Linked DNA regions of Mus musculus: all the other regions are linked to region 1. Evidence: chromatin loops called from intact Hi-C (ENCODE). Cell type or tissue: left cerebral cortex. All regions are shown on one strand.

What was found. A loop is a pair of places that touch in the nucleus more often than their neighbours do. Peaks named below come from ENCODE experiments on the same cell type or tissue, not always from the same donor. Only the 100,000 strongest peaks of a DNase experiment are listed, where the experiment ranks them.
Region 2: it touches region 1 in a loop (9-fold over the local background); 20 of 42 quality-filtered maps call a loop at or near these places.
Region 3: a loop joins it to region 1, with 7 times the contacts of the local background. A loop is called at or near these places in 20 of 42 quality-filtered maps.

Annotation. Positions count from the first base shown.
Region 1 is chr9:57,128,149-57,136,148 of GRCm38, reverse strand. It overlaps Sin3a (transcriptional regulator, SIN3A (yeast)), which reads right to left. Exons shown (of 22, transcript NM_011378.2): 22 at 7,781-8,000. It overlaps Man2c1 (mannosidase, alpha, class 2C, member 1), which reads right to left and starts at 5,372. Exons shown (of 26, transcript NM_028636.2): 1 at 5,260-5,372; 2 at 4,868-4,990; 3 at 4,494-4,617; 4 at 2,557-2,627; 5 at 882-1,059; 6 at 515-704. The coding sequence starts at 5,360. It overlaps Man2c1os (mannosidase, alpha, class 2C, member 1, opposite strand), which reads left to right and starts at 4,859. Exons shown (of 2, transcript NR_102289.1): 1 at 4,859-5,600; 2 at 6,022-6,167. In left cerebral cortex, a CTCF peak has its summit at 4,792 (motif pointing right); DNase peaks (open chromatin) are centred at 4,860 and 5,426; H3K4me3 peaks cover 1,982 bases; H3K27ac peaks cover 1,755 bases.
Region 2 is chr9:56,944,554-56,952,553 of GRCm38, reverse strand. It overlaps Snupn (snurportin 1), which reads right to left and starts at 1,646. Exons shown (of 9, transcript NM_178374.4): 1 at 1,601-1,646. In left cerebral cortex, a CTCF peak has its summit at 4,904 (motif pointing left); DNase peaks (open chromatin) are centred at 1,687 and 4,856; H3K4me3 peaks cover 1,609 bases; H3K27ac peaks cover 842 bases.
Region 3 is chr9:56,924,493-56,932,492 of GRCm38, reverse strand. It overlaps Snx33 (sorting nexin 33), which reads left to right and starts at 4,122. Exons shown (of 2, transcript NM_175483.5): 1 at 4,122-7,180. The coding sequence starts at 5,710. It also overlaps the pseudogene Gm19936. In left cerebral cortex, CTCF peaks have their summits at 4,104 and 7,746; DNase peaks (open chromatin) are centred at 4,098, 4,974 and 7,739; H3K4me3 peaks cover 3,846 bases; H3K27ac peaks cover 3,021 bases.

The DNA of each region.
Region 1 (8,000 bases):
TACCAGTGCTACATAGATAGCAAAGGCCTGGACTCAGGCACAGTAACAATGAGCAAACAAAGAACTGAAAACTCTCAAGGATCCTACAAACTCGGCCTCAAAGCTGAACACCTGACCTGGTCCCTGTGCTTGGGGGTCCCTGTGTCATCATCACGTAAATCAAATGTCACTTTGCTAGGAAATCTCAGACTCCCTAACCTAGCTGGGTGAAATACCTCTTCTGGCTCCAGGTCTCATATACAGCATCACCACACCTGGTCACTCTGCAGTAACCAGTCTCCACAATGCTACGTATCCAGTATCTGCCACAGGGCCTCGTGAGCTATCAGCTTTTGTTGGAAGAATAAGCAAGCCACAGCCAACGGAGCCCATGATCTAATGTCCCTGATTTATTTTACACAAGTGGAAAAATAAGGTCCAGAAGGCCAAAGATTACCAATGATCATATCGCAGGTTTCAGCCACACTCAAGGCTTTAAGGGCACCTGGCACCCTAACGAACAATGGTGCCTTACCTGTATCAATGTGACAGTGTCCCATGGCATGGATGGTATGCTGGCTTTCACCTCCATGTTGGCCAAAGAACTTGGAGGCCAGGGCTTTGGCTGCTGGGTAAGTCTCAGGCTGAGCAGGGTCACATATGTTCACCATCTGGTTGGCTGTGTGCAGGGCCTGGAAGCTGCGCTGGCTGTCCTCCCCGAGGCCCTGCATCAGGGTTCTGTACTTTAAAAGACTCCTCAAGCACTACTATAGCAAGGCTCTAGCTGGTCTCTCAAGGGTTCTCAGCAAAGCTCCCCACTTTTAACCCTTTACTCCTGTTGGTGCCCCAACTCAAACAATGTGCCTGGAGTAGGGATCTGGATGGGGGTGGGGCTCCAGTACCTTGGCCACACCCAGCAACAGCTCCAGGTCCACCAGGAGACTGTGGACATCCCGGTGGAACACAGCCAGTTTAGCCTGGCTCAGCTGGAACATCTTCTCTGGGTCAGGGGCTGCGATCATGCTTCCCTTCCCGGCCCCCAGAAGCCCATTGCAGGCTACTTCCACATAGAGAGTCAAGCTATAAATATAGAGAGGCAGTCTCAGGCCAGTGAACTGGCAGAAGATGCTGGGAGCTTGACAAGAGTGCAAGTAGCAGGCATTCAGTTGCCCCCCCCCCCCCATTTACGCCTAGGACCCACTTCCCAGAGGAACCCATGGGATGTCAGGTTTAGGTGTGGGAGGATCATGGTAGAAATACCAGTTCAAACCTATGTCCTGCAGAGGAGTGTTCTGCTATGGCTAAATTTGGATTCCTATGAGCTATACTGCTATTTAGCTTCATATTTCCAAGGCTGTCTGTACAAAGTACTCTTGGCCTTAAAGCCTTTGCTGCACAGCAAACATGTTTGGCTCTTCCAAGGCTGACTTTCAGTCCCAAGCTCCACTAGCTAACATAGTACACCAGTTCCTGGAGGCAGCACCTGGGCAGCAGGTTCCTCTGCTGGAGCTAAACTCAGCATCACTAAAGGGTAGCCTTTCTGACTCCAGCCCTCCTAGTCTGGCAATGGAGTCCTCAGTCTGTTCTTCCAGAATCTTCAGCAGTTTCATAATTTTATGACTATTTCCGTCTGCCCTTCAAGGCCACCTTACCATATTCACAGTGTTGGAGGAATCTGAAACAATATACAGTTAACACTGGGCAGTGGTGGCAGAGGCCTTTTTAATCCTAACACTTGAGAGGCAGGACAGAGGCAGATGGATCTATGAAGTCTGAGGCTCTGGTCTACAGAGTGAGTTCCAGGACATCCAGGGCTATACAGAGAAACCTTGTCTCAAAAAAACTAAACCAAGCCAAAGAAAACAAACAAACAAACAAACAAAAATGCACAGTTAAATATACACTGCAATAATCATGCATGGTAGCACCCAACTTTAATCCCAGCACTTGGGAGGAAGCAAGTAGATCTATGTGAGTTCAAGGCCAACATGGTCTACATAGTGAGTTCTAGGACAGCCAGGGATATAGAATGGGATCCTGTTTCAAACAAAACAAAACAACAAATAAATAACAACAAACAGCCAAACCCAATATCTTAGCTTTTCATGGTATAGAAAACATGCTCCCTCAATATGAAATAATGGAATGTAAAAGGTAGGGTGTAAAATATCAGAGAAATAACTTTCATCTAGTAAAAGGTGCTTCTGCTCAAAGACATTTTGAGATTATGAAGACGGAGATGATAAGAATGGTCATCCCTGCCGGGCGGTGGTGGCACACACCTTTAATCCCAGCACTTGGGAGGCAGAGGCAGGCGGATTTCTGAGTTCGAGGCCAGCCTGGTCTACAAAGTGAGTTCCAGGACAGCCAGGGCACCAGGGCTACACAGAGAAACCCTGTCTCCAAACACCAAAAAAAAAAAAAAAAAAAAAAAAAAAAAAAAAAAAAAAAGATGGTCATCCCTGGTAGAAGGATAATAGGAGTAATTAATTTCCCCATGTTCTTTTATATTTACCACGAGAAAGGAGATATTAAGATTTCACTTATGTGAACACATCTGTGTAAGCGGATGCTTACCTCCGAGGGTCTGATGCTCGCAGCCTCTCGCTCAGGACATAACTGGTCTTTTCGCCTTCTTTGGTCAAACCCTGGTAGAGAAAAGAGAAGACCGGGCTTGAGGCCATTAGAAAATTCGAAGGTCGAGTAAAGCCAATGAGGGCCAGGCTCTGCCATCCAGCTGCCCTGCCCTGAATCACCGATACCAGGAAAGGCTAGGATAAAGTAATCAGGGAACCTTGGTAGCAAGTGTTCCACCCATCGGTGACCAGCACGCAGTTTATGTTTGCTAGCAGTGGTGAAGGGACTCTGGGGAGCTGGAGCTCGGCAAGCACGGCTATGGCAGGCCTTGCCCTTCTTCCCACTTCCTTCTGCCTTGTAAAACTGCTAGATTACATCCCTAAAGCTAGCCACCAAGGTCTATTCTCTTATTTGGGATTAGACCACCTCATCCCAACATAGGCTTTCTTCTTGTAGCTTTATAGACTGCCATTTTCTTAGACCTTTGTCTTCTGGGACAAACACCTCTTTCCCTTCTCCCTTGTCCTCGGTCTCCTGTCTTTGTCTCTTATTCTCTGCCCTCTGAAACAAATCAATTTCATTTGTGCAAAGAACCTGAATTGGGGTGTCTTGGGTTAACTTCAAGGTCCCTACAGATGGTCTTATGGGAAGGATCTTGGGCAGGGATTAGGAGGCCTGGTTGGTAGCTTTTCTTTCTTAAGATTTATTTATTTAATGTATGTATTGGTACACTGTATGCTGTCTTCAGACACACCAGAATAGAGCATCAGATCCCATTACAGATGGCTGTAAGTCACATGTGGTTGCTGGGAATTTGAACTCAGGACCTCTGGAAGAGCAGTCAGTGCTCTTAGCAGTCAGTCCACTGAGCCATCTCTCCAACCCCCTCTGGTAGCCTTTTTACCCATGAATATATAAAAGAAAACCCCATGGAGTGAGGCAGATATATTAATACAGGTCTATAATTCTAGCTACTTGGGAGGTCCATGGTAGAGAATAACAAGATCAAGGCTACTATCAGGGATCATTCAGCAAGACCCTTTCTCGAATTAAACGGGAGGTGGGAGATGGATTAGCTCAGTGGTGAGAACATTTGTCTAGAATTTGTGGTGGTTCTGGGTTATATTAATTAAAAAAGAAGCCCAAGGAGTTTGAGATAGATTGGTTCATCCTCAGTGTTCAGTTAGGTGGGTGCCATCGAAGAGAAGAAAGTTGGATAGGGCTCTGACTTCTTTTTTTTGTTTTGTTTTGTTTGTTTGTTTTTTTTTTGTTGTTTTTTTGTTTTTTCGAGACAGGGTTTCTCTGTATAGCCCTGGTTGTCCTGGTGCTCACTTTGTAGACCAGGCTGGCCTCGAACTCAGAAATCCACCTGCCTCTGCCTCCCGAGTGCTGGGATTAAAGGCGTGCAGCACCACGCCCGGCTAGGGCTCTGACTTCTTTTAGGACCCAGTTACTGGACTTTGAAACGGAAGCTGCATGGACCAACAAAGAAATGTCTTAGTTTTTTAAAATCTATAATGGATATAAAGTGTCATCACATAGCATTACAAAGATTAAACCTGGTATGACATTTAACATTTAACATCTGGGGAATGTGAAGTGCAGTTAAAAGAAATTCATTATTCATGGGAAGATAACTTAATACCTTACTTTATATCATTTTAGAATGATTTGAAGTTTCCCCCAATACATATGTACTATACACAATAAAACTAGCTTATGAAAACTGGGGATTTATAACACTGGTGTCCAAATTCTGGTGGCTTACAACCATCTGTAATGGGATCTGATAACCTCTTCGGGTGTGTCTAAACACTGGCAATTTCCTCAGTTCCGAAATCATGAAATTACTCTGGAGACCCATTCATTCAGCTGTGGCTTCTCCAAAAACCAGGCTAATCTGTGGCAGTATCTGGCTCTAAGAGAGGACACCTCACCTGGACAGGTTCCCCATCACGCCAGACAAGGCTTTCTCCATCGCTTTCCCAGCAAAGATGAACTTCCTGGCCCACCCAAACTTCAGGGATGACCAGTTCTACCCGAAACCAGCAGGTCCACCATCTGTAAGAGAGCCATTTTGATGGGCCTAGGAGTGGAAACCCTCGGCTTTAAGATGTTCTCCATGCATGTGCAGCATCAGAGAAATGGTCAAAGAATAAAGGGAAAGGGGGAGAGGCAGCAGGGATGAAAATACTCAAGTGAAGACGCCGAAGGATAAAGGAGCTTCTCTCAGCAGAGGGCGCCACTCTGCTATCTAGCAGACTAGGGTTTGGTCGTGGGGCGGAGCTTCGCCAAACTGGGCGTTACCCACGTGGGTCCGAAGCTGTCGCCGACCTGCGCAGGGCTGAAGTTCTGCTGCACCGCCTTCTCATAGGGAAGCCTCTCGGGCGTCAGGAAGCTGGAGAGTGTCACCGAGCAGCTGTCCCCGAAGAGCCTGGGCAGGAGCAGCTGATGGGCGCATGCTCGAAGCCGCCCCTGTCCCACCCGTGAGCCAGCGGATGGCTGGGGAAACGCTCTCCCTTGGCTAAGGCCGTGAGGACTGCCTGGCAGCTCAGCAGCACAGACCAACCTCTACCGTTCGCTCCCCAGCCCCTGGCCTGGCAGTGGCGGGAACTTTGTTCCGCGGCCCGGTTGGCCACGGCCTGGGTTTCCCTCCGGAAGGGAAGGGGAGAGCGCGCGGGTGTGGTAGGCCAAGGACCACACCTGCCGCGAAGGTTACAGTCGGTGAAGTAGATCGGGGACACGAACTTCTCCACCCGCTCGAAAGTGGTGCGCCAGTGCTTCAAGAACGGCGCTGCCGCCATGGCGATGCGCCTTCCCTCCCCGGAAGATCCTTGGTGCTGCCGGCTCGTTGCACCGCTTGGAACCAAAGGTTCCGGCATCCAACCAGCTTACAGACCCGAGCAGCTTTTCTGGGAACACCACGGCTTTTGCAAGAGGCTGGCTCTGGGGAGCCTCCCAGTGAAACCCGGAAGCTGAGCCTTCGCGGTTCTCACCTCAGCCTTGCTGTCAGACAGCTGGGTAAATTATTTTAAAATACAATGGTAAGTTTGAGCTGGTGGTGTGGTTCGGTAGGGAGAGTGCTTGCCTAGGATGCACAAAGTTCACAGACCAGGAAGTGTAAATTGGAGTAATCTGCGACAATGTAGCGCCTTTGAGTACAGCCTGAGCTACTTGGTATTCTGAAGGAAGGGCTAGGGAGGGAACCCCTGGAAGGGCATGGGAAAGGTTTAGTTTTCCATTCTCTTCACTTACTCAAGCATTGGTAACTGCATAATATGAAAAGCGCAAGGCTACTTCGGGTGTTTTCAGAAATACAGAAAAGGGGCTTTGCACACCAGTAATCCTCCATTACATTACATGCATCACCGTTGCCCATTACCCCAATGTCCAGAATTTTGATCTAACGCAGGTCAACAAGTGCAAGGAAGTTTGAATGCTAACCTCCAGCTTTAACGTTTGCAGGAGTCTGGAAGAAAATAATACAGGAGGAATCTAACTAGCCTGCTTTAATGGAAATAACCAGGTTTACATTCCAAATGCAGGTTACCCAGAAAAATGATCAAGTAAGAAATATACAATGCCAATTAAAATAACTTGTCAAAACTTGAGCAAAGTCCCTTGTTTTATTGGTCACAAGGACTTTTTCTCCTAAAAGGGCCCTGAAATCTTACCCTGACCTGCAGGGAGGTGCAGTACATAGTACATAGGTAGCAACTGCCAAGGCTGCTGCTGGTCAGACCCATGCTCCCCATCCTTCTAGGCCAGCAGTCTTAAGGAAATAGAGGGGGAGAGGTGAACCATAGCTGAGGAAGCCAGACCCTTTCTTCCTGGCATGCTGCCTCAGCCACTGCCCTACATTTTCCCATTAGGCTTGATTACTTCCAAGTTTCCTTGTCCTCCTATGAGAAAAACACCCTAAAAGCAGGATATGGTGACACACACCTGTATTCCCAGAATTCAGGAGTCCAAGGCAAAATTCATGAGTTTTTTTTTTTTTTTTTTTTCAAGACATGGTTTCTCTGTATAAGCCCTGGCTGTCCTGGAACTCACTTTGTAGACCAGACTGGCCTTGAACTCTGAAATCCCCCTGCCTCTGCCTCCCAAGTGCTGGGATTAAAGGACTGTGCCACCTTTTGAAAACCTAGAAGTCAAATTATTTTTCTTTATGGTGGTGTTGGGGATTTTAAAAACATTGTTACAATTTATTTGGTTGGGGGTGGGATATGTGGGGCCTGGGGCTCAAAACTCAGGTCTTTAGGCTTAGTGGCAAGAACCATACCCAGCTGAGCCATCTCACTGACCCCAGGACTGAGGATTTTTAAATGGAAGATAAAATACCTGGTTATGACTTGCTAGGTGATGGCTGTCGAATTCTATGACAGCTAGTCTGTTGTTCAGAAAGTCCAGGCCAACCACATTTGAGCCCCCACCCCACCCCAATGTTATGGATCACGTTTAAATGTAACTTTTAAGAAGTGGAGTCTAGTGAGATGGATGGGGATACTAGCACAAATAAATGCGCTTGCAGCCAAGCCTGAAACCTAATTCAAGTCCTAGAACTGACTACAAGTTGTTCTGACTTTGACACTTGCACGTTGATGCATATGTGCACACATACAAATAAATGTAAAAAATTTTCTTAATCTTATTTTTTGAGACAAGGTCTTTTTGTGGCCCTGGCTATCCTGAAGTTATGTAGACCAGGCTAGCTCTGAACTCACAGAGATCTGTTTCTTCCTTCTGAGTGCTGAGATTAAAGGCCCACGCTACAATTTTAAAAGCATTTGTTGGTGTATGTTGCTAAGCAATGTAAAATTCATTCCCTTCGAATTTCTACAAATACACTTGACTCTTTGGCTCGGTATCCTGAATTGTAGCCTTATTCCCAGTAAGGGAAATTAGAACTTTGAGAGGGGAAATAGGAGCCTAGGTGCGGTGTGCCTGTGCGTGAGCACAAGAACAGGCACTCAGGTGCCACAGGGCACAGCACTCCTGGGAGTCAGATCTTGCCTTCCACTATTGGATCCAGAGAGCAAACTTGTCAGGCTTATGTGGCAAACACTTTTATCTATGGAGCCATCCCACTGGCCTCACTGTTGATATGTTAATTTGACAATTACAAGTACTTATTTATTTAAAGCAAAATCCTATTTGTAACCTGGAGAAATTAAAGCCAGTCCCAACTTTACAACAGCTCTTTGGAGAGGACAAGGGACTTATGTTACTTATTTCCTTAAGAATCAAGCTTTATTTACATTTAAAAAAAAAAAAAGGAAAAAGAAAGTAAGTTGTTGGGGGAAAGACAAGTTTTACACAAAAGTACTACAATGGTATCTCCCTTTGGTAAAAAGTGTAATAAATGTCTTGTACATCTGTTTATAGGTACTAAATCTGAAGCCACATGGTACTATGGTACACAAGAAGCTAGAGCAGTTATGCTA
Region 2 (8,000 bases), 180 kb after region 1:
AAACTAAATCGTTTTTTAAAGGGGGTAGCTGGAATTATAACTCAATAGAGGAGTGTTTCCATTGCATGTGTGATGTCCCTAGGTCCAATTCCCAGTTCTGCAATCTGGTCCGTCAATGTAGCTAAGCAGCTGGCTTTGTAGCCCAGTGACAGTGCTTGGTTTTGATTGATTTGGGGATGGAGTGAGGTTAGTGAGCATCTTAACCATTCAAATATACAGTTCTGCAGTGGGAAGTACCTTTACACTGTTATCAACTGTTTCCATCTTGCAAGAATGCACAGGACAGGATAGGACAGGGTGGAAGGGTACTGGAGAGATGGTTCAGCCATTAGGTTAAAAGTACTGGTTGCGGGGCTGGAGAGATGGCTTGGCGGTTCAGAGCACTGACTGCTCTGCCAGAGGTCCTGAGTTCAATTCCCAGCAACCACATGGTGGCTCACAACCATCTGTAATGAGATCTGATGCACTCTTCTAGTGTGTGTCTGAAGACAGTTGCAGTGTACTCATATAAATAAAAATAAATAAATCTTAAAAACACACACAGCACTAGTTAAAAAAAAAAAAAAAAAAGAGAGTACTGGTTGCTCTTCCAGAGGACCTGGGTTTCATGTGGTAATTCATGACCACCTGTAAACCAATTCCAGGGAACTAACTGGAACTCTCTTCTGACTTTCTTCCCAGCATGGCACCCATGTGGTGTGCAGACATGTAGGCAAAACACACATACACATATGCATATAGGAAAATAAACAAATAAAAGAACAAAGGATGGTGCCATACCTCCACTTGGTAAAGTACTTGCCAAAGTGCGCACCATATTTGCACCAAGCCTTGGGTCTGAAACCCAGGAGAAAAAGAAGAAAGCTGCATTCCTATATCCTAAGACATTAAAAATACTTTTTTTTTTTTCTGTTTTGTTTTGTTTTGGGGACAGGTTTTCTGTCCTGGAACTCTCCTTGTAGTCCAGGCTGGCCTCGAACTCATAGAGACCTGCCTGCCTTCTGAGTGCTGAGATTAAAGGTATGCAACCACCACACCCGGCTAAGAATACTTTCTAAGAAAATTTGTTAAAAGTGACTATTATCAGTGTGGATTTAAGGTGTGCATCAGAGTGTTTGTAAAATAACCGGGAGTATTCAGTAGATAATTACTGAGCTTCCCCGTCAAGGTATCCTGAAGTATGCCATAGAAATGATCCCTAACAGGACCTTACGTGTCATACACCTGCAATGGCAGCAAGGCAGGAGGCCGAGGAAAAGAAGCGAACTAATTCCTAAGTGTCAGGCTCACCCAAGCCTCTTCTCCAGCCCAATAGATGCTCCCACCACACGTCCGTGAACTCTGCCGCCCTCCCCGCTACTGTCTCTCTAGCAATGGAGTCGTTTGTCTTTCGGTTACAGAATTCTCCCTGCCACACATAAATGTTCCTCATGAGTTTGAGCCAGACTGCCTGGAATACAACGACAAAAATATGGCCAAGTCCAAGTCCCCAAGACTGGCCAGCCTCCCCAGGTAACGGCTGCGAAGCCAGCCCTGGGTCATCAGAAGAAGTTTGAGCTTGCGGCTGAGAGAACGCCAAACTAGACAGGGCCAGACTTACCGCACGTCCGTACCACTCGCGCACGCCGCCAGTGCCTGTGCCGACTGACCAATTAGGTGCCTTAGCGGAGCTAGACACGCCCCGCTCAAGCTTGCACTCGAACTTCCGGCTCCGCCTACCGTGGTGCATCGCGGGAGTTGAGTCGGGCAGGACATTACTTCCGCCCTGAACTGAGCGACTCTTCTCCCTAGGGAGGGGCTTCCAGATTTGGTTTAGGCTTTTTCGGGATTCTAGCGAGATTGTCCGCGATACGGAGCCTTCAGTACTGATCGCAAACTTGCCCCGGATCCTTTCACTGACAAAACCGTGACTTCGTGGCCGCCACCTCTCCGGGTGTGCCCAAACTCGAGAGTTGCACTGACAGCCCTTTTGTCTTGCTTGTGCGATTTTCTGAATGGCTTTCAGGTTTCGAACTAATAAACGTTTCTTCCCTTCCTTTTTCCTTTCCCTTTCTTTCTTTCTTTCTTTCTTTCTTTCTTTCTTTCTTTCTTTCTTTCTTTCTCTTTCTTTCTTTCTTTCTCTCTCTCTTTCTCTCTCTCCTTTCTCTCTCTTCTCTCTTTCTTTCTTTTTCTTTCTTTCTTTCTTTCTTTCTTTCTCTCTCTTTCTCTTTCTCTCTCTCTTTCTCTCTCTTTCTCTCTCTCTTCCTCTCTCTCTCTCTCTCTCTCTCTCTCTCTCTCTCTCTCTCTCTTTCTTTGTATAGCCCTGGCTGTCCTGGAACTCACTTTGTAGACCAGGCTGGCCTCGAACTCTGAAATCCGCCTGCTTCTGCCTCCCGAGTGCTGGGATTAAAGGCGTGCAGGCGTGCGCCACCACTGCTATCCCTATTCTCCTTTCTAACATGACGCGGAAAGGGACCTGGCTCGATTCCTGATAGGTAACGTTCAGCATTTGAGTGCAGCACTTAGTCCGGTTTGAAAGTAGTTACATGAGTGACCGAGATTTAGGAGACCCTAAGCAAACCCATACATCGTGTCTGCAGGGTAAGACTTCTAGCATGTAAAATGAAAACAGGACTTGCTACTTAATGCTTATAATGTGAGCCAGATGCGTTGCTTCTAACACCTCAATGAACTGGGGTGTGGCTAGGGATGTTGCTCAGCAATCAATGTGTTTGTATAGCCTGCGCTAAACTTGCAGTGGCACCACCCTGTAATCGAACAACAGGGGGTGAAAGCAGGACTGGCTGGTAGTGCTAGCACATGCCTTTAATGCCAGCTTTCAAGAGGCAGAGAAAGGCAGATCTCTAAGTTAAAGGACAGCCTGGTCTGCAGAGTTCCTGGAAAGTCAGGAGCCCTGTGGGTGGTGGTGGGGGAGTAATTTGGCCAGGGTTGTCAGGAACCATAATGGGACAAGCTAATAACTAGCAGTTGATCATCCTGAAGTGGCCTGCTTCGGATTATTATTATTTTTTCTTTTCTTTTTTTTTTTTTTTTTTTTTGGTTTTTCGAGACAGGGTTTCTCTGTATAGCCCTGGCTGTCCTGGAACTCACTTTGTAGACCAGGCTGGCCTCGAACTCAGAAATCCGCCTGCCTCTGCCTCCCAAGTGCTGGAATTAAAGGCGTGCGCCACCACCACCCGGCTCGGATTATTATATAATTTGTGACAGGTGAGCCCTTATTAAGCGAGGCTGTAAGGGACTCATTTTAGGAGAGATTCCTGCTATTAATATGCTTCTCCTGTTATTATTAAATATATATAACAATCACTAAGTAGTAGCACACCCCTTTGGAGTAGATCTCTGTAAATCAACGAAGTTGTACTATCTTCTAGTGATGCTATATAGACAAATAGATGACTTAAGTCTTAATAATGATCCTATAAGAATTCCTAAAATTATATCCATGACTATTAAGCTCTTTTATAATAGGACTGCTATTAGGTCCTTTTCTGATAGTCAAAACTGCAATGAGAACTCTGCCAGTCTCCCTAGTGTCACCAGTTAATTGCTCTTAGATGGTAACCAGACTTTCTCCTACATTCCAAGAGGTTGTAAAACAATTACCCAAAGATTATAAAAGGGGAACTAACGATTTATTACAGGTGCTAGGACAGAAGATAAGATATTGACTGGGTTTATCTATACAAAACTTGACTTATAACTTAGTTGTGGGTTTTTTTTTTTTTTTTTTTTTTTGAGACAGGGTTTCTCTGTATAGCCCTGGCTGTCCTGGAGCTCACTTTGTAGACCAGGCTGGCCTCGAACTCAGAAATCCGCCTGCCTTTGCCTCTCCAGTGCTGGGATCAAAGGCGTGCGCCACCACGCCCGGCTTTTAGTTGTGGTTTTAAACCTTCGGTGAACCTGTGGAGCTGAGACAAGTGATGGATGTTTAGCTAGATAACTACTCCTAATGGATATGCATGGAAACAATCTGTTGTAAACTTCTATTTCAATTTATATTTGATTTTCTATGTGAACTTTTGATGTACTTTTTAACATATGATCATGTAATCTTAAAGATGTTTAAGGTCTGAGGACAAAGAGTCAGATTTGAGGGACTGAGGTGAGAGGAACGGAGGTGAGAACTGAGCTGAGAGAGGAACTGGGCTGAGGAGAGGTTTTTTTTTTTTTAAGATTTATTTATTTATTATATGTAAGTACACTGTAGCTGTCTTCAGACACACCAGAAGAGGGAGTCAGATCTCATTACGGATGGTTGTGAGCCACCATGTGGTTGCTGAGATTTGAACTCCTGACCTTCGGAAGAGCAGTCGGGTGCTCTTACTCATTGAGCCATCTCACCAGCCCCCGAGGAGAAGTTTTTAGACAACACTTTTTATATTAGAAGGAGAATGCAGAGTGGAATAACTTGGAAATTATAGGTAACATAAAATACTAAGAGAGCAATGTGCAGAATGCAGAGGGAAAGAGGAAAAAAGAAGATGTCACAGAGAGCAGAAGGAGCAGGCAGGCTTCTCCTTACCATGGGACAGAACAGGTCCCATGGTGAGGACAAGGCAGGTTTAGTTTTATTAAACGGAACAAAGCTCTTTTTCTTAAAAACACGGGTTTAATTCACTTAGCATTAAAAGGGTAGAAGCCTTTTCTTTCTCTATGCAATAAAGATTGGAGCGCATTTTTCATCCAGAATGTGTGAGTTCTTTCTGCACCGGTGCTTGGTCTTTTGCTCCATATGCATATGTCAATATGGATGTGTGTGTCAGTATATAATTGTGAGAATGTATGCAAACTTACCACACCAAGGTGCCACTCACACATACTGCCAGTACCTATGGGAACTGACCCATTTTCTGAATGACTCTGAGTTCTCAACCATCTATAACGGGATCTGGTGCCCTCTTCTGGCATGCAAGTGTACATGCAGATAGAGCATCTGCATATATACCCTTTTTTTTTTCTTTTTTTAAAAAAATTAGGTATTTTCCTCATTTACATTTCCAATGCTATCCCAAAAGTCCCCCATACCCTCCCCCCCACTCCCACTTTTTGGCCCTGGCGTTTCCCTGTACTGGGGCTTATAAAGTTTGCGTGTCCAATGGGCCTTTCTTTCCAGTGATGGCCATCTTTTGATACATATGCAGCTAGAGTCAAGAGCTCCGGGGTACTGGTTAGTTCATAATGTTGTTCCACCTATAGGGTTGCAGATCCCTTTAGCTCCTTGGGTATTTTCTCTAGCTCCTACATTGGGGGCCCTGTGATCCATTCAATAGCTGACTGTGAGCATCCAGTTATGTGTTTGCTAGGCCCTGGCGTAGTCTCTCTAGAGACAGCTATATCAGGGTCCCATCAGCAAAATCTTGCTAGTATATGCAATGGTGTCAGCGTTTGGAGGCTGATTATGGGATGGATCCCTGGATATGGCAGTCTCTAGATGGTCCATCCTTTTGTCTCAGCTCCAAACTTTGTCTCTGTAACTCCTTCCATGGGTGTTTTGTTCCCAATTCTAAGGGGCAAAGTGTCCATACTTTGGTCTTCGTTCTTCTTGAGTTTCATGTGTTTTACAAATTGTAACTTATATATTGGGTATTCTAAGTTTCTGGGCTAATATCCACTTATCAGTGAGTACATATTATTTGAGTTCTTTTGTGATTGGGTTACCTCACTCAGGATAATGCCCTCCAGGTTCAACCATTTGCCTAGGAATTTCATAAATTCATCCTTTTTAATAGCTGAGTAGTACTCCATTGTGTAAATGTACCACATTTTTTGTATCCATTCCTCTGTTGAGGGGCATCTGGGTTCTTTCCAGTTTCTGGCTATTATAAATAAGGCTGCTATGAACATAGTGGAGCATGTTTCTTTCTTACTAGTTGGAACATCTTCTGGATATATGCCCAGGAGAGGTATTGCAGGATCCTCCGGTAGTACCATGTCCAATTTTCTGAGAAACCGCCAGACTGATTTCCAGAGTGGTTGTACAAGCTTGCAATCCCTCCAACAGTGGAGGAGTGTTCCCCTTTCTCCACATCCTCGCCAGCATCTGCTGTCACCTGAATTTTTTTATCTTAGCCATTCTGACTTAACATTTTTTCAGGTGTTTCTCAGCCATTCGGTATTCCTCAGGTGAGAATTCTTTGTTTAGCTCTGAGCCCCATTTTTTAATGGGGTTATTTGACTTTCTGGAGTCCACCTTCTTGAGTTATTTATATATATTGGCATACATACCCTTTTAAAAAAACTTAACAAAGAAAAATTCTAACTAACTGAAAGTGCTTGGACCCACCCAGCTTTAGTCTTTTTATTTTGAGACAGGGTCTGGCTCTGTAGCCTATGCTGACCTCAAACTCTGAGCAGCCTTCCTGCCTCCACATCCCAATAGCTGGGATTACAGGTGTATGCTACCACACCTGGCTTCAGCTTTGACATTTATAAAATCGGGGAAATCTATAATATGTAGCCTAGAGCCTATCACAAGAGTGACATCCCTTTCCTATTCCATACTTTGCATTTCAAGTGAGCCTGACCAATCCTGCCTTGTACTGGGGGATAAGGGAGAAGGTTAGACTGACGGTTAAAATCATCTGCCAGCCTAAGATGACCCAAGTGGCCAACTCTAAACTAAGTCAATGATTCCCATCTGGCATGTTATTAAGGTCATGTGGACAGAATCACATCTGTATTTGAATCTACTGTTGAAGACTGAAACCCATGTTGAAGCCTGCTCCCTAGTTTAAAATCATCCCTGGCTTTGCTGTAACCCTTTTGTTTCATGCCTGCAAGCATTTCATGATGCTAAGGAAGTCAGCAGCTTGACTATAGACACAGAAAAATAGTCTGGCTCAGAGCAAGGCCAACCATATATCCTGAGGTTTATTATTATTATTGTTCTTGGAAATTCCCCAACTGTAGCCTTCACTAGAGCCAAGCAAGATAGAGGACAGCTTGAACTGTTCTCTAAACTATTAAAAACACTTGGAAAAAAGGCAGACCACCCTACAACCTTCCCCACACACGTATATGTGTTCATTATAGTTTTTTTTTCCCTATATAAACTGACCCTGGAAAATATTCATGGTCATAGCTTTCAGAACCTGAGTCTGAGCCATGTCCCTGATCCAGCAGTCCTGGGTGGTGTGGTCAGTAAACCAGCCCCATTTAACTGGGATGGTGTCTGAATGGTTTGTGTGGCGATTCCCAGACTTTAATATCCTCTACCTTGATCTCTGGGGTAGACCCATAATTCCTGCTTTGAAAAATCTCCACTCAGGAACCTAAACCTTAGGATTTAGAATTGGAACAGTGGTTCATAATCAAAGGGGAGGTGCCAGCTGAGCATCTTGGCACATGTCTTTAATCCCAGCACTTGGGAGGCAAAGGCAAGCAATTTCTATGAGTTTAAAGGAAGCCTGGTAAGTTCCAGGACAATTAGAGCTACAGAGTGGGACTATGGCTCTTTTTTTTTTTTTTTTTTTTTTTGGTTTTTCGAGACAGGGTTTCTCTGTGTAGCCCTGACTGTCCTGGAACTCAGTCTGTAGACCAGGCTGGCCTCGAACTCAGAAATCTGCCTGCCTCTGCCTCCCGAGTGCTGGGATTAAAGGTGTGCACCACCATGCCCGGCTGGGACCATGTCTCAAAAAGCAAAAAAGAAAAGAAAATACCACCAGGCCAGAATGAATGAATGCTGAAATAGGGCATTCACAACCCAACTGCCAGAACTCAAGATGGGACAGACATCTGAGTTCTCAAGGCAGAGCCACAACCAAGCCTAGCAGAGAGGGGCAGATACAACTCCTGGAAGGTGAAGGGACAGATCTCTCTTTGGCCATTGAGAATCGGAATTTCTCTAGGAATACACGCTGGGAGAAGAAAAATGCTGAAGCCTCCTGCCAGCCGCAGGAAGAAACTGTCTCCTGGATAACTGTTCCAACAACTTATTAGAGGCCACCTTACCCAAGAGTCCTTTGGCTTAATTTTCACCTTTTATTTAAGCTTGAACCTCT
Region 3 (8,000 bases), 200 kb after region 1:
AGAAACTTTAAAATTAGGAGCTGTACAAAGAAAAATGACCTATTCTCAAATATGCTGCCTTAGACAATATCAAGGTTTTTACTCTGATATGAAAGGAATGGGAGAAGCAAAGAAAAACATTCTGTGTTTCCTATAATGGCTAAAAAATACTGGACATCAGTCTTTAGAAGCCCCTCCTCGGGCTGGAGAGATGGCTCAGTGGTTAAGAGCACTGACTGCTCTTCCAAAGGTCCTGAGTTCAAATCTCAGCAACCACATGGTGGCTCCCAATCATCCGTAATGAGATCTGACGCCCTCTTCTGGTGCATCTGAAGACAGCTACAGTGTACTTAGATATAATAATAATAATAATAATAATAATAATAATAATAATAATAATAATAATGTCTTTTAAAAAAAGAAGCCCCTCCTCCTGTCTCTTCAAGCAGAGTGGAGAATCTGCCGACAAATCAGCATCCATTTTTCTAATAGCATTCTGCCTCTCCTCATGGTCTTGGGTCAGATTTGCTCTATGCTTAGCTATCTGAGGAAAAAAAAGGTTTGTTGTCTCTTTCTAAGAATCAAGGGGTGTGGGTCATAGAATGCTGATTTGTGGGGTAATCAAAAGGGAACCTGGAGTAAATGATATGTAAATAAAAGACTGGGCTTTGGTCTCTGAGAGCAGAGCTATCTGGATGAGCTCTAGGAGAAATCTGTCTGGAGCCGAACCCCGGCTGTCAGTGTGTACTCTATGACTAACTTCATGCCGTTCTTTTAGATGCTCTGGAACGCCTCTTCCTCAGAATCCCTCTCCAAGACCAGGCTGATCCTTGGCAGAAGGAAGAGACTAGGCTAGCTGAATCTGTTGGCATCAGGACCTCCCAAACCTATGACATCATATAGGTGACAGTGGAACCTGCAGACCTGTTGCCTTGGCAACACATTCCCAGAATCCACTTGGATCACCTCCTACCTTTACCTGAGTTACATCATTTTCCATATAAATAAGGAGAATGCCTCTCTGTCTCTGTCTCTGTCTCTGTCTCTGTCTCTGTCTCTGTCTCTGTTCTTCCCCTCTTCTCTTTCTGCCACCACCTTGTCTCTCCCTCCCAATAAAACCTCTTCCACATGGAACTGCCTTGGCCTAGTGTGCTATTGAGATGTGACCCGCCATTCTAACACATCAAAATCTGTAAGCTTTGGCTCAGGTGAGAAACCCTAATTCAGTGTATTCCAGAGCAATCCAAGAAAGACATTCAATATCAGTTTCTGGACTCCACACACATGGATAGAAACACACATGACATACAAATGCAAGAACAGAAAGGATAAAGGAAAGTGAATGTAAGAAAGGGATCATTTGCAAAGACATGAGCAGGGTACAGGGAAATCATGAAAGTCAGTCTGGTTTCCTAGTAACTTTAGACCTGATGAGGACCCCTGGAATTTACTGAGTGGAAGGAGGTTCTGGAGATCTCTATAAGCTGAAATATTTGTTCTTCCTAAGAACTTGGAAATGAGGGTAACCCTAAGAATTAGGAAAACCTACCTAGAGCATATACATAAATCTAAGATGCTGCTGTTTAAATGTGTGTTGGAAGTAAAGACAATACAGGAAGCAAGCCTGTTATACAAATACTGAGAAGACTGAGGCCAGAAGGACTACAAAAAGGTATGCCTGAATGACAGAGCCAGTTCAAGGCTAGTCTGGGCAGCGATGTAGTGAGACCCTAATCCAAAAGATAACAAAAGTGCTGAGTTCAGCAATACAGTGTTTGGCCAACATGCCCAGTCCCTAGATTCAAATCCACTTCCTTCCCTGGTACCATACATACACAAAAGGCAACCAAGGTAGTGGGGCTGTGTCCATGCTTTTAAAAGCCTATCAGCTGTACTAAGTACACTAAGCTCATAGTGGGAGGGAGTGTCTACAGCTGTGCCAAGTACTCAGCAAGAACTAAGGGAATCGTGCTATTGTTAGCCTCAGCTAGGAGAAAGGTCCCTGAACAAGAAGAGACTCACACAGGTAGGAAAATGCCTCCAGCAAGGGTGAGAAGATGTTTGCAAGTTTGAGACCAGCATGGTTCATAGCCAGTTCTAGGTCAGCTAGGACTACATAGCAGGACCCTGCCCAAACAAAAGACAGTGGCTGGGAGAAACAATCTACCGAGTCTTTAGGGTCCTTATATAGCAAGGGACAAGGTTTCTTGGGGGGGGGGAGATGCATCAGCCTCATGGGCTAGCCTGGCCCATGTGCATCCCAAGGAGCAGACCCAACTCTTGATCTAGTAAAGCAAAAGTTTTGCTTCACAACTGTTTCTCAGATTCTAGGGTTTGAGCTTTTTGTTTTTTTAAGTCAGGGTCTCACTTGTAGCTTTAGCTGTCCTAAATTTACTACATAGACAAAGCTGAGCTAAAATTTGCCTTTGTTTCCAAGGGCTTGGGTTACAGGGATGTACCATAACACCCAACTTTGTGACAACCCCCTCCCCCACCTTACATAGGCTCGAGGATAGCCTCAGATGTGTGATCTCTGCCTTCCAAGTGCTAAGACTGTTTGGCATGCTCAAGATCTTTCAATTTTTAATTTGAGACAGTCTTGCTATGTATCTTTGGCTGGCCCAGAACTCAGAGAGATTCACCTGCCTCTGTCTCCCAAATTCTGGGACTAAATGTGTCCACCACCACTCGTTTGTCTGTTTGTTTAAGAAAGGGACTGGAGTCCAGCCTCCAATTCATGACAGTGCTGTTTCAGCTCCCGGTTTGTTTGGTTAACTTTTGGTAAGATCTTGCTAGATGTGGCACAGGCTGGCCTGGCACTCACTCAGTCTCCCGTGTGTGTCATCACGACCAGCTGTTATCCTTCATAGGGAGTCAAAGTTTATGAGTTTTGGAGTCAGAGGTCTAGGAGTCATGACCCTCAAAACAGCCAAATGTCCCAACCTTCAGCAGCACTACTTTATACCAGTTAATCAGCAATAAGTAAGAACAATAGTAACCTGGAGGTAGGAAGCCCTAGCAAGATTGGGTAAATAAGGCTCTAGGGCTCCAAGAGGAAGAGGAGGTGTGTGTGTGTGCGTGCGTGTGTGTGTGTGTGTGTGTGTGTGTGTGTGTGTGTGTGTGTGTGACAGAGAGAGAAAAACAAAGAGAGACAGACAGAGACAAGACAGAGAGGCAGGGGTTTTCTATGTATCCCTAGCTTTCTGGAACTCATTTTGTAGACCAGGCTGGCCTCAAACTCATGAGATCTGCCTGTCTCTGTTAGTGCTGGGACTGAAGGAATGGGTGACCACGGCTTGGAAGGTTCTTGATATGTGTTCCACTTAGGCTGGGATCAGTGCCTTCCCAAGCATTTTGCACGACACTGGCCACACTAGGCTGGAACATCTTGCTTCTCTGTGAAGATACTTATGACCTTCCAGACGATAATCTTAGTTTCGGTTAATTTGTTGTTTGGAATATAAACTTAATGATGGGACAGACAGTGTGAATTAAAAACCACAGCAGCAATCCAGCTGTTATATTCGCTCCAGAGTTCAGCACAACTCCTGTCTTTAGTACACCTAGTTTTGCCTAATGTGGAGGGTCGAATCCTGGAAGCCTAAAGGCTATTTACCAGACCACTCCTCTCTCCTTGCTATTTGCTGCTGGCCTGGAAGGAAGATCTGGCTCCCGCGAAAGGACAAAGCAACCCAGAACCCGCCTGTGCCTAAACTTGCAACTTGTCACTGAAGAAGTTACATGGTCTTTGGCACCCCACCCCCACACTCTGGGAGCTGCGGAAGGCAGGAGGGCTCCTCTCCCTATCTTGCTTACAGCATCGGTTATCACCTGCGGGATACCAGGGTCACAATTTGCTGCCTACACCATCTGAGAACAACCCGGGAGCTGTGTTAGCCCCTAGACAGATCGAAGTACGCGTGGCGGGAAAGGAGGTTGGGAAAAGGGAGTCCGCAGCTCTGCTCCCCTGCAGCCGAGGCGGTTCTCCTAGCCTTTATAGCTCCCTCCTTGCCACTGCGCTCCGCAAACTTTCGGAGTTTTCCTGCACTTGCGTCACGGAAAAGGCAGATGGATGACCAAGTCCAGGAGGCGAAGCTCGAAGGCGGCTGGCGAGCTCCCCCACGCGGCGATCCAATCCGAGCGAGAAGCGGCTCTGGGCGCCGGCAACTGGGCTGCTGAAAGCTCGCAGCTCCCCGACTCCCGGGTCCATTTCCTGGATCCCGGCCACCGGGACTGAACCGGAGAGAGGGAGGGCGCCCGCCAGAAGGAAAGTGAGCGGAAGGCCGGCGGTGGCACCCTGGCCGCGGGAGGGCGGAGCTGTGCGGTCCCTGACCGGCCAGGACGCACGGAAGTGCGGTAGAGTTTGTTGAATTCCGTAGCCTGCTTTCCCTCCCTCATACCTCCCTCCCTCTCTCTCCACCCCTCACCTCCCCTACTGCTTTAGCCTCCTTCCTCGGAACGCCATCTCCTGGACTCCTCCCCCCTTCTCTTTTCTTTCTTTCTTTTTCTTTTTTCTTTTTCTTTTTAGTTTTTTGAAGGGAGGGTGAATGTTTGTTTTGGACTTGGCTTCCTGCTGGCAGCGCTGAAGGGCTGCGAGTGAGGGGCAAAGAGGCAAGAAGCTGGGGCTCAGCTAGTCCCTCTCGGGTCGGATCCAGAGGGCATCGCGGAGAACGAACCTACGGACGGACTGACAAACACCCGACTACGCCATCTGTTCGACAGAGCTCTATCTACTGACTGCTGTTGAGTGTTCCGGGGCACATCAGGGGCGGGGGGTGGTGATGGTGGAGGTTTCTCCTAGCGTTACTTCTGGACAGGGGTTCTGAGACTCTGATCCGGGTCAGCTTCATACTCTGAAACTGCCGAGGAATTAGGCAAACAAAAGAGGCACTGAGTGAAAGAGGCCAGAAGTTCTTTGCGCTGCTTGTCGCGCCCCCCCTTGTTATCTGGGGGCGGGGGCTGGCCATTTGCAGGGCGGGAAGAGGGCACCAGAGCTAGCGAGACGGGGTCGCACCCCCTGGGTCGAGTAGTTTTCAGCCGGTTGTGCAAGCTTTGGCCCTTGTTTTCCTGGCCTGGCTCTTTTGGAGGCCGGACACATCCACCCTTGGAATTGGTTCAGGACTCTGCTGTTATTCTCTTTGCCCCTCTTGAATTTTCTGGATTCTTGAAGACGCGGTGGCCCGGGAGGAGAGAGGAAGGAGGAAGGAGCAGATCTCCAGAAGAATGTGAGAGCCTCCCAAAGCCGGAGCCAGTAAGAACGGAGAGCCAGAGGAGGCAGAACCTTGCCTGCGTTCCTGGGACCGTGGTCTGAGGGTAAATCTCTTCTGTTGTACAACACTGTTTTAGTGGAAAGTGTGTGTCTCGTTCTGGTTCTAGCAGAGCTGCTTTCTTCAAGTCATTTGACTTTTCTGCTTGGTGTGTGAGGAGGGAGAGACCCGCTCCTTTCCAGGGGCTGCCAAGGGAGAGGAGAAAGACTGTGGCCATGACCAACCCCTCCCTGCTTACAGGCAGATACCCCAAGGCAGTTTCTGGACCATGGACACTTCTTTGACCAAAAGGCAGCTAGACAGCATCTGTGCATGCTGAGGCCCTGCCCAAAGGACTTGGTAGGGCTTACTAGACTTTGAGCTGCAAGTACATTTTTTTTTTTTTTTTTGGACACCCTGTTGAACATCCTGAATCTGGGCAAGGCATTTTCCTTCCAGTCTTGACCTAACAGATAGCTGAGCCATGGCACTGAAAGGCCGAGCCCTCTATGATTTCCACAGTGAGAACAAGGAGGAAATCAGTATCCAGCAGGACGAAGAGCTGGTTATCTTCAGTGAGACCTCACTGGACGGCTGGCTGCAGGGACAGAACAGCCGTGGGGAGACAGGGCTCTTCCCTGCTTCTTACGTCGAGATTGTCCGTCCTGGCATCAGCACCAACCATGTGGACTATTCCAACAGCCCTGCAGGCTCCCTGGGCACCCAGGGGAGTTTGTATAGCAGCCCGAGTATGGCCAGTCCAGCCAGGAGTGGTGGGGGCAGCGGCTTCCTCTCAAACCCAGGAAGCTTCGAGGATGATGATGATGATGATTGGGATGACTGGGATGATGGGTGCACAGTGGTAGAAGAGCCACTAGCTGGCGGCCTAGGTACCAATGGGCACCCTCCACTCAACCTCTCCTACCCGGGTGCCTACCCCAACCAGCATATGGCTTTCCGACCCAAGGCACCCCTGGAAAGGCAGGACAGCCTGGCGTCTGCCAAGCGGGGCAGTGTGGTAGGACGGAACCTCAATCGTTTCTCGTGCTTCGTACGCTCTGGAGTGGAGGCCTTCATCCTTGGTGATGTGCCCATGATGGCCAAGATTGCTGAGACTTACTCCATTGAGATGGGCCCACGTGGCCCTCAGTGGAAGGCCAACCCCCACCCATTTGCCTGCTCCATAGAGGACCCCACCAAACAGACCAAGTTCAAAGGCATTAAAAGTTACATCTCTTACAAGCTTACACCCACCCACGCAGGCTCGCCTGTTTACCGGCGCTACAAACACTTTGATTGGCTGTACAACCGCCTTCTACACAAGTTCACAGTGATCTCAGTGCCCCACCTGCCTGAGAAGCAGGCCACAGGCCGCTTCGAAGAGGACTTCATCGAGAAGCGCAAGCGAAGGCTCATCCTCTGGATGGACCACATGACCAGCCACCCTGTGCTCTCCCAGTATGAGGGCTTCCAGCACTTCCTCAGCTGCCTGGATGACAAGCAGTGGAAGATGGGTAAGCGCCGGGCAGAGAAGGATGAGATGGTGGGCGCCAGTTTTCTGCTCACTTTCCAGATCCCCACAGAGCACCAGGATCTGCAGGATGTAGAGGACCGCGTGGATACATTCAAGGCTTTCAGTAAGAAGATGGATGACAGCGTCCTACAGCTTAGCAACGTGGCGGCGGAGCTGGTGCGGAAGCATGTGGGGGGCTTCCGCAAGGAATTCCAGAAGCTAGGAAGTGCCTTCCAGGCCATTAGCCATGCCTTCCAGATGGACCCTCCCTTTAGGTCTGATGCTCTCAACAATGCCATTTCTCACACTGGCCGGACCTATGAAACCGTTGGCGAAATGTTTGCGGAACAGCCCAAGCACGACCTCTTCCAAATGCTTGACACACTGTCTCTCTACCAGGGCCTACTCTCCAACTTCCCTGACATTATCCACCTGCAGAAAGGTAAGCCTGCATGAGTGTCCTGGTCCCTGGGAATATGGGAGAGCCTGGACTATGAACAGCTCATCACACTTTCCTGTCTCCATCTCCTTCGCTGCTCAACAAGTGTGTTAAGACAGTTCTCTGCAGAGTGCTGTTGTAGGCAGAGAGATAGCATGGACAGCTTTGGTCTTTGTTCTCACTGAGCTCTGTGTGTATGCCTCTTATCCATTCCAGATTTTGATTTGTTTTGTTTCTTTTCCGTGTCTCACTTACCCCATCATGCATGGAACCCCAAGGTATTACTGAGTTCTGGGAACGCAGACTCCCTCTGTCCTGTGTGCTAGCCACTATCACTATCTGTTAGCCACTATCTGCCCTCATTTTGGCAGACGAAGACGTCTATTCACAGGAGAGGGGTTGCACACAAGTCTGTGGCTCAGCCGGCACTATCCCTTCCTCCCTCCAACTCCCCAAGGACACAGTCATATTGGCAGCTTCCCAGGCCCGTCACGTTTTCAGTTCTCATGGTCCCCGGTATGGGGGAGGGACAGGATGAGCCCCTGCCTGTTGCTGCTAGAACTGTTAAGGAACTGCCAGTGAAGTGACTCATCCTGGGTCACATGGGGCACTCAGCTGGGCAGGGGGTGGGGAATACAGCCAGGGGTCCAGGGCTCTGTTCACATGGGCCAATCTATCTCCTGCTTCCCAAGCTGGGGTTCTCTTGCGTAAGGATCTAGCCAAGGATTGAGTCCTGGGATTTAGGGAAGGCAGATGTCAAGACAGAGGTGTGGTCCTCCCTGGGGCTAGTAACTCAGGAAGAATATATGCAGGGCATGAGGTC